2 separate regions of the Homo sapiens genome follow, and region 2 is linked to region 1. A link is a contact called in ENCODE Hi-C or POLR2A ChIA-PET data. All regions are on one chromosome and are shown on one strand. Each heading gives the region's core, a stretch centred on a gene start or an enhancer-like site at or near the end of the contact. The rest is flanking DNA. Distances are from core to core; before and after follow the strand shown.

What was found. Hi-C counts contacts between places; a loop is a spot of excess contacts on that map. ChIA-PET counts read pairs that join two places held with the same protein, here RNA polymerase II (POLR2A). Pooled maps may share reads with other maps.
Region 2: a map of chondrocyte shows a loop between it and region 1 (4-fold over the local background). The contact joins the promoter of RBMX2 here to the enhancer-like site in region 1. A Hi-C loop is called at or near these places in 2 of 168 maps with a recorded cell type or tissue (PC-9 and chondrocyte) and 10 of 50 pooled maps. POLR2A ChIA-PET finds 5 or more read pairs at or near these places in 1 of 52 experiments (OCI-LY7).

What each region holds. Positions count from the first base shown.
Region 1 is chrX:129,598,655-129,603,442 of GRCh38, forward strand. No RefSeq gene overlaps it. Among named protein-coding and RNA genes, the nearest start is that of APLN, 54 kb to the right of the region's middle. RefSeq lists enhancers at 1,937-2,437, 2,438-2,938. Within about 2 kb of position 2,402, at least 2 of the 41 ENCODE cell types and tissues checked have a DNase peak (open chromatin) inside an H3K27ac peak, as active enhancers do.
Region 2 is chrX:130,400,151-130,405,032 of GRCh38, forward strand. RBMX2 (RNA binding motif protein X-linked 2) reads left to right here and starts at 1,837. Exons shown (of 6, transcript NM_016024.4): 1 at 1,837-1,887; 2 at 2,105-2,220; 3 at 3,652-3,703. The coding sequence starts at 1,883.

The sequences.
Region 1 (4,788 bases), core at 1,152-3,651:
AACCACACAGTACTGTTATTTTCTATTGTTTTGTAGGCAACAAAATCAGCCTTGTTAAATTTGCTTTTTAAAATTGATTCTCAAAGTTTATTAAAAAATTAGAACTAGAACTACCATATGGTTCAGCAATCCCACTTCTAGAGATATATCCAAAAGAATTGAAAGCAGGGTCTCAAAGCTATATTTGCACACCCATGTTCCTAGCAGCATTATTCACAATAGCCAAAAGATGGAAGCACCCCAAATGTCCATGGATAGAAAAACAAAATGTGTTAGTTCTCTACATACAATGGAATATGATTCAGCCTTAAAAAGGAAGGAATTCTGACACATGCTGCTACATGGATCAACCTTGAGGACATTATGCTAAACGAAATAAGCCAGTCCCAAAAAGCACTGTATGATTCTACTTCTATGAGGTCCCTAGAATAGTCAAATCCATAGAGAAAAGAAGCATGGTGTTACCAGGGGCTGGGGATTGGGGAAATGGGCAGTTGTTTGATGGGTATACAGTTTCAGCTTTGCAAGATGAAAATGTTCTGGAGATTCATTGCATAGCAATGTGAATACTCCTAACACTATTGAACTCTACACTTAAATATGGCTAAGATGATCAATTTTATGTTTTGTGCTTTTTTTTTTTTTTTGAGTCTAGCTCTGCCACCCAGGCTGGAGTGCAGTGGCGCGATCTTGGCTCACTACAACCTCCGCCTCCCAGGTTCAAGCGATTCTCCTGCCTCAGCCTCCCGAGTAGCTGGGATTACAGGCACCCGCCACCATGCCCAGCTAATTTTTGTATTTTTAGTAGAGACAGGATTTCACTGTGTTGGCCAGGCTGGTCTCAAACTCCTGACCTCGTGATCTGCCCTCAGCCTCCCAAAGTGCTGGGATTACAAGCATGAGCCACCGTGCCTGGCCCCTGTTTTGTGCTTTTTACCATGATTAACATTTTTTTTTTATCTTAAGTGATTTTCCAAAGGCAAGTCTGATCACATCACCCCTCTCTGGGTCCCAGAATTCTTACCTGGACCCACAAGCCTTGGCTTGTCTGCTTGTCATGGACTCAAGCCTCCTCCCACATCCTGCCATCCCCCATTCTTTCAGATGAGATGAGGCACATTCACGGTGGTATGGCCGTAGACCCATCCCCCATTTTTTCAGACTGGACTTCTGTCCTTGTCTGCTCCTTGCTCCCTCTCACCACAGAGCCAACTCCTCCCAAGGCCTCAGTCTCTGCGAAAACAACACTTTCTCTGAGGAGCTTTCCCTGGCCACCTCCTAGCCTAGGCTGTAACATGTCCTTGTGACACGCTCTCCTTGCACCCTTTCCTCTCCTTCACTTTGTAATTACACATTTATTATTTGATCAAGGTCACTCTCTCCCACCAGCTCAGGAACGCTGCTGAGGCAGAGACCACATCTTTTCCTCCCCTTACTATCATATCTCCAGCAGCTAGCCTGATGCCTGGCATCCAGTAATCTTCATCATTGATTATTCCAGTGTTGGCAAAGGCAAGGAAAAACAAGCCCGCCTGCTGCTTGGACAAGAGTAAATAAGTGTCACCTTTCTAAAAGCAATGTGGCAACATGCATTAAGAGCCTGGAAGCATTCACACTCGTAATTTCACTTCTAGGAAATCACCCTAGAGGAGCGCAATGGCGTAAGTCCACCCCTGTTCATCTCAACATACTCATTAGCACAAAAAACAAAGCAATTTACATAACCTTCATCACCAGAAGAAGGGTAAACACATTGTAGATGTTTATGGATATATTATGGCGCCTTTTCAAATAATGTTTTTGAGGAATTGTGATGTGGAAAAATGTTAGGATATAACATGAGGTGGAAAAGGCAGCATATAAGTAGGTATGTACCTAATGTTCCTAAATTTAAAATATCAGATATAAAGATAATACATAGGCACAAAAATAGTGGAAGTCCATTCTCCAAACTGTTAATAGCAGTCACCCCTAGAGGGTGGCATCATGGGCAGTCGTGGCTTCAGAATGTCTACATAGGAGGGTTTAGAAACCATCGAAAGGTAGGCTAGGGGATTCGTCTTGAAGCTGCAAGATGGCCTTTGCTTAGCAAGCAGGGTTTTGCCTTACACTGCATCTATATTCAGAGTCACTATGGGGGTGCTGATGGAGATTAGGATAAAGCCCCCAAGCCACTCTCTGGAGCCAATCTCAATTTTTTTTTTTTTTTACTCTTATTTATATGTCTGGTTTTCTAAATGCTCTACAATGAAGATGTATGACTTTTATAATCAGAAAAAGATTAAGGAAAACATTATTTCATGAAAGAAAGGCACTTCTGTGTGTTGGGATGAATGAACACAGTGTCCTGCTCAAGCACATAGGCGGCTGGACAGGGCCTTGCCAGCACAGTCGCTCACCGCAGCTCCCTCACATCACAAGCCTGCCCTCTCCCTCGCACCCGCAGGCATCTGTCCTCCAGCTGCTGACACAGCTGGGCAGCAAAGGTCCCATCTTGACTGTGCACCTCGGAGGCAGCACCGTGGAGCATGGAGTTCTAAGGCATGTCCACGGGCCAAGCACACTTGTAAAGGCCATTTGACAACAATGGGCTATACCCCTCTACCTCTAACGGTGGCCCTGGCTTTGAAGAGCAAGGATCGTTTTCTGATTGTAGCTGTGGCCACTAGATGGCAGAGGAGAATGACGGTTTCCAGTTGTATAATAAAATTGGTATTTAAAGCTGCAGTTACTTTTCTTATTTCATGATCATTTCTATTTTGGGAAATTCGGTTGACTTTTCTCCTTACAGTCTCTTACTTATGGCCTTAAAAGTCCACAAAAACAAAAACTTTTTTTTTTCAGAACTAGGTTAAAAGTATCTAAAGTTCATGGAAGTTTCAGCACTCTTCATTGAACACAGGTAGAATTAAATCACATTTTCCTCTCTTGCCTCTTTCACTGTCCATCAATGTTTCAAGTTATTTTGAAAGTGTCAACAATGGTTGGGAGGTGATCTCACTGCTGAAAGGTAATGACTTCGATCTTCTCTGGAGAGGGGTCAGCTGGGAAGGAACGATGGAATCAATCGAGGCAGTTGGAGAGGCGGGGAGAAACACAGTTGTGACCTGGGAAGAAACAGACTAATCCCTGGCCAGAAGATGGCACAGCAAAGTGGAGAGGAAGGAGACCAAAAGGGAATGGGGCTTGTTACAGGTTCAGTTGTATCCCCCCAAAATCGATATGTTGAAGTCCTAATCCCCAGTACCTGTGAATGTGACCTTATTTGGAAATAGACTCGTCACAGATATAATTAGTTAAGTAAGATGAGGTTATACTGGGAGTAGGGTGGGCCCTAATCTAATATAACTGGTTTCCTTATAAAAAAGGGAAATTTGGACAGAGACACACACACAGGGAGAACACTGTGTAAAGGCAAAGGCAGGGATCAGGGTGATGCATCTCTAAGCCAAAGAATGCCAAAAATTGCCAGCAAACCATCAGAAGCTCAGGATGGGCATGAGACAGATTCTCTTTCACAGCCCTCAGAAGGAACCAACCCTGCTGACCTCGATTTCACACTCTGGCCTCCAGATCTGTGAGACAACATGTTTCTAAGCCTCCCACTGTGGTACTTTGTTACTGCAGCCCTGGGAAACTAATACAAGGATTTTGGAGCCATGGAATAGTGGTAAAATCGTAATAGAATTTCTTCACTCACTTCTAGGACTGTTGGACCTGATACGTGGGGGTGATGGCTGAAGGATAGAAGTTTCCTCCTCTACCATTCTATCATCCCCTCCACAATCACATTTCTCATTTCTTTTCTTTTTTTTTTTTTTCTCTCTTTTTTTTTTTTTGAGACAGAATTTCGCTCCTGTTGCCCAGGCTGGAGTGCAGTGGCGCGATCTCGGCTCACTGCAACCTCTGCCTCCCAGGTTCAAGTGATTCTCCTGCCTCAGCCTCCTTAGTAGCTGGGATTACAGGCACATGCCACCACGCCCGACTAATTTTTCATATTTTTAGTAGAGACAGGGTTTCACCATGTTGGTCAGCTGGTCTCGAACTCCTGACGTCAGGTGATCCACCCACCTCGGCTTCCCAAAGTGCTGAGATTACAGGTATGAGCCACATTTCTTGAACGAGTTGTCTCCACTTGTTGTCCCCACTTTCTTACCTCCACTCACCCCTCAACCCTTTCTAGCCCATTCCTCTGACATGATTCTCACCAAGGTCACCAGCAACCTCCATGCTGCCAAAACCAAAGGTCGTTTCTCAGTCCTCACCTAACCCAACCTCTCAGCAGCATTCCACCCCTTCTTCAGGAACACTCCCTTCACCGGGGTGCAGGAACTCCACACTCTTCCCAGAGTTCCTGCTGCCTCACCAACCACTCCATCTCCATCTCCATTGCAGGCTCCTCTACTTTCTTGGCCCCGCCACTAGATGATGGCATGTGCTGAGGTTTAGGCTTGGGTCACTTCTCTTCTTACTCTATACTCTCTCTCTCGCTCCATAAACCCCACTCACTCCTCTGTCTGCAGCTGTCTCCAAACTCTATCTGAAGCAGTCTGTTGCTGCCACCATACACTTCAGACTTGTTTACAGTGGCATTACATCCTATTCAGGTTTACATCCTTTTTTTTTTTTTTTTTTTTTTGAGACAGAGTCTCGATCTGTCACCCAGGCTGGAGTGCAGCTGCATGATCTCAGCTCACTGCAACCTCCACCTCCCGGGTTCAAGCGATTCCCCTGCCTCAGCCTCCCGAGTAGCTGGGATTACAGGCGTGCGCCACCACGCTTGGCTAA
Region 2 (4,882 bases), core at 587-3,086, 800 kb after region 1:
CAACTAAGCAACCTGAGATTCCTAGGAGCAGATAAACCCCATGTGCAATCTGTCACTGTTTAGCTTTCATTGCCAAGATAATTTTACAAAGTTAATGAATAGCTGGGTTGGAATGGGGAGGGGGGAACAGACACAGAATGAATGAGGAGGAACTGTCATTGGTGGGCAGCCTCTGTTCTCCTTCTTGGCAGGACATTGGTTACATGGTGGGCCACTTGAGGGTACAGTTGTTATCATCATCAAAATGCTTTTATGAAGGACCTAATATCTGGTGCTCTGAGTTAGGCCGCACAGCTCTGGACTTTCACTTTTAGAACATCATAGTCCAAGAGCAGGTATTGATGTGGACACATGCAAAATGGATTCAAACTGTCAATATGGGTTAAATCACATATTATACATTAATAATCTCTTCCACTGGTTTCTAGATATTTCTGGTTGAAATCTATCAAGCAAATATATCTTGTCCCCTTAATTATAATATTAGCTCCTTGAAGGCAGAGGACCCACCCTGATACTCCTGTCTACAGACCTTAGCTGTACAGGACAAATCTAGATGTTCAGTAAGGACTGATTAAATCAACCTGACCTGACGGGTGCAGGTAGAGTACCTTTCAAGTTAATTTATTCCTTTGAGCCTCATTTCTTCCTCTACAAAATGAGGGTGGAAATTTTTTTTCTTTTCTTTCTTTTTTTTTTTAAATAAAAAGGAGTCTCACTCTGCTGCCCAGGCTAGAGTGCAGTGGTGCGATCTCAGCTCACTGCAATCTCTGCCTCCCAGGTTCAAGTGATTCTCCTGCCTCAGCCCCCTGAGTAGCTGAGATTACAGGCGTGTGACACCATGCCTGGCTAATTTTTGTATTTTTAGTAGAGACAGAGTTTCACCATCTTGGCCAGGCTGGTCTTGAACTCCCGACTTCAGGTGATCCACCCGTCTTAGCCTCCCAAAGTGTTGGGATGACAGGCATGAGCCACCACACTTGGCCCCCCTTTTTTTCCCTTTATTTTAGAGACAGGGTCTTGCTATGTTGCCCAGGATGGTCTCGAACTCCTGAGCTCAAGCAATCCTCCTACCTCAGCTTCCCAAAGTGCTGGGATTACAGGCTGAGCTGCTGTGCCCGGCTAGGGATTGTAATTTTCTCTGCTTTATTGGGTTGTTGTGAGGGTGGAGAGACAATACATGTAAATTGCTTAGTACATACTCTAGCATCGTATAGTACATCATCTGCTCAATTGTTAGCTATTAATTTAACAATATTAATTTCTGCCTCCTGCTCAACTAGGAGAGAGCCTATGGAAAAGAGTAAGTGCAGCAGTTCTCATGCAAATGTGTAGGTATTCGATTCAGCCTATAGAAGCACACTGGTCTGTTGCCTATGTATTGGGATAAGGACAACAGAAGATTTACCTTTTCACCTATCTTCTTCACTTTTCTGCCATGACAGGGATGCTTTGATGGGTCTGTGCTTTAGCAACTGACTAGGAGCGAAGGTCCAAGTGGGACTCTGGACTGGGAGCGAGGGCTGAGACTAAAGTCGCCACATCAGGCTGCTTGTTCCGTTCACTCAGCAAATATTTATAGCTAATCTAACCAGTTTCAGATATCGTTCAAGAGGTGGGGGTCCTGCAACAGCCCAGGCTTGTGCCTTTACCCCATTTCACAGAGAAGAAAAAGCGAAAAACTAGAGAAAAACCACCTCTCCAAGAGGTAACCGCACGCAGCGCGGAAGGCTGCTAGTGCGCAGGCGCCACGCCCCGGTACGCCCCGGCTCTTCCGGCGCGAGGTCACCGAATCGACTGGCCACTGGCGCCGGGGCCGCGCATGCGCTGCGCTGCCTTTCCCGGGCGCTGATTCCTGAGTGCTGAGCGCGAACCCGAGGAGATGAAGTAAGGCGTCAGCTTCCTTTTGAGGAAGGAGCAGCGGGCCACTGGGGGTGGTCCACCGGGACTGGTGTGGTAGAGCGTCTGCGGGGCCGAGGGGCGGGAGCGGCGCGGGGACTGGAACAGCTCGTCCCCTAGTTTTGCTCTTCCTCAGCTCCGGCCGGTTCGCACTTACTTGTCTGCTTTTCTGCCTACCCTCCCCACCCCCCCCGCCACCGTGAAGCCCTTTAACTAAGGTGAAGCTGATCAACGAGCTGAATGAACGAGAGGTCCAGCTTGGGGTGGCCGATAAGGTGTCCTGGCACTCCGAGTACAAGGACAGCGCCTGGATCTTCCTGGGTGAGGTCCACATCTTTCTTCCTCAGTGCTCTCCAGATTCTCCTGCTCGGTTTCCGACTATTTCGGCATTTTCACCCTTCACTCCTGCTTACATTCATCGCCCACCTTCATATCCATCTGCTGTCTGCCCGGGAATCCGTGTTACATCTCTTTTCTGCCCCATTTTTAGTTTTCCTTCCCTGCCAAATCAGTGCTCATGAGAGTTACTGTTTGCCATTTGCTGTGCTAAGGTTCAGGGACTGTTGTTATTTCTCTCTCACCCTCTGACCCATTATACTGCTGAGGAAATTGGGGTGCAGAGAAGTTAAGGGACTTCCTTAAGGTCACATAGCTAGTAAGCGCAACAGGCAGAACTATAGCATTCTAGAACTCTTGGTCTTAGCCACAGCTCCATATTGCTACCACCACCCTCCCCCATTCCCCTTCCCTTCCAGAATTCACTTTGCTCCTCTAGCTCCTGCTTTCTAGTCCATGGCCACGTTACCATTACTGTATTCACTTTATATCACAATCAGTAATTGTACAAGTTTGATGCTTCAAAGAGGTTATTGTACCAAACATTGTGCTAAGCACTTTATATACATCGTTTTATTTAACTCTTATAATAATCTTGCGAGTTACGTGCTAATATCCCCATCTTACAAATGAGGAAATAAATATTTGGAGGGGAAATTATTCCCTAGGAAATGCTTAACAGTGTCTTTATAACCTTTGTCTATGTGTAGGTGGGGTTAATCATGACATATGTAGACTGATTTTGTATCATAGCTGTAAATTTGTGGGTAATGAGCAGATGAATTCAACATGTTTGTGGAAGCAGAGGTTTGTGATGGAAACTATCTGCTTTGTCCATAGGATTTTGGGTGGCAGGAGGACTGAGTGATCAGATTAGTTTCGTTAGTGGTGACCCCGACTTCCACTCAAAATTAATTACTCCTTTTTCTGTACTACTGGCACCTTACATGTACTTCTGTCATTGAGTCAGACTTAATTTCTTTCTTTCTTTCTTTTTTTTGAGCTGGAGTTTCACTCTTGTCGCCCAGGCTGGAGTGCAATGGCACGATCTCGGCGCACTACAACCTCTGCCTCCTGGGTTCAAGCGAGTCTCCTGCTTCAGCCTCCTGAGTAGCTGGGATTACAGGTGCCCGCCACCTCACCTGGCTGATTTTTTTTTGTATTTTTAGTAGAGCCGGGGTTTCGCCATGTTGGACAGGCTGGTCTCGAACACCTGACCTCAGGTGATCCACCCTCCTCAGCCTCCCAAAGTGTTGGGATTACAGGCGTGAGCCACGGTGCCCAGCCCAGACTTGATTTCTTTAAGGGCAGGGCCTGTTGCTTACTGTTTCCACCCCTAGTGCCTGGCCTAGTGCGTGGTATGTAGTAAACACTTGGTAAATGTTGGTGGAACTGAAATGTGGTTTTCTCTTCTAGGAGGGCTTCCTTATGAACTGACTGAAGGGGACATCATCTGTGTGTTCTCACAGTAAGTGTCCTTTCATTTCCTGCCTCCTGAGTCGACAGAGTACTTTGTTTCTGTAATACATTTTGTGGCATCACAAAAACCACTTATTTTCACTCTAGGCTGAATGGCATCCCTGCATGGGGAGGGCTGGAGCTTCTGTTCTAGATCAGTCCCAGGACATGGTTCTAGAATGTTCTGTGGGAGATCCAAGAGGTTTGTTAATTTGGGAGGGCATCTTGGGGATCCTAGTCTATTTCTGTTGTTTTTCACTGAGGCTTGTTCAGCCTGGGCCTAGACTGGAACAGACTGGACTCCTTGGGCTCTTGCAAACTAGGGGTAACCCATGGTCACAGGGCCCTTCTGGCCCTTACCTGTGTGGCGTCATACGATTGGGGCAAAGCACAGAGGAAATTGGGGTAAAAAACAGAAGGTCGTAGTTTGCTTTCTTTGTTTCTCGATGAGTGTAAGGTTAGTGAGCAAAGGCAATCTCTGCCTGGAGGCTGAGAATCACAGCCCGAAGGGAACAAGAATGAATAGGAGACCTGTATATTCTTCATTCTGCTGAGGTGTTAGCAGCAGCATTTCATGGGAGAGGGTGTTGGCAGCTCATACTGGTAGTAGCAGCTGGTAGGAGAGGGGCTGGGCAGCTGGCCTGCAACCCCAGAGCTAAACAGCACAGTTAGTCCACAGGGCTAGAGGACCTTGGCACAGGTGCAGAGGACCACTACGTTTGGGTTTTGTAGTCCTTGGAAGCATAGTACTGTTTCAGAGAAGTTGGACAGCATGTACAGGTAGCGGACCATGGCAAAAGGGGCTGGCCAAGCGAACACCGGTAGCATACACTGGCAGAGGGATTGCTATGGGACCATCCATGGACAGAGGGCCCTGGCCGAGTGGTTGAGCCACTTATGGGGCAGCAAGACATGGGAAAGGAATTGGGCAATACCCGTGAGAAGAAGGCTGTGATAGAGAACCTGGGCAACCCACACAGGTGGAGGGCCCTGGCAGGGACAAAGATTGCTTCCTCCAACTTCTGGATGTTGGGAAGTTCACAGCAGGTGCAGCCTATAATTTCTACCCCTTTGTGGTACTTCTACTCAGCCTTCCATCTTGGAGCTGTTCTACTTGCATTAAGTAATGATGAGCTAACGTGTGCATGTTTGTTTATTCTAATTATCTATTCTCTATTCTGGTTACGCA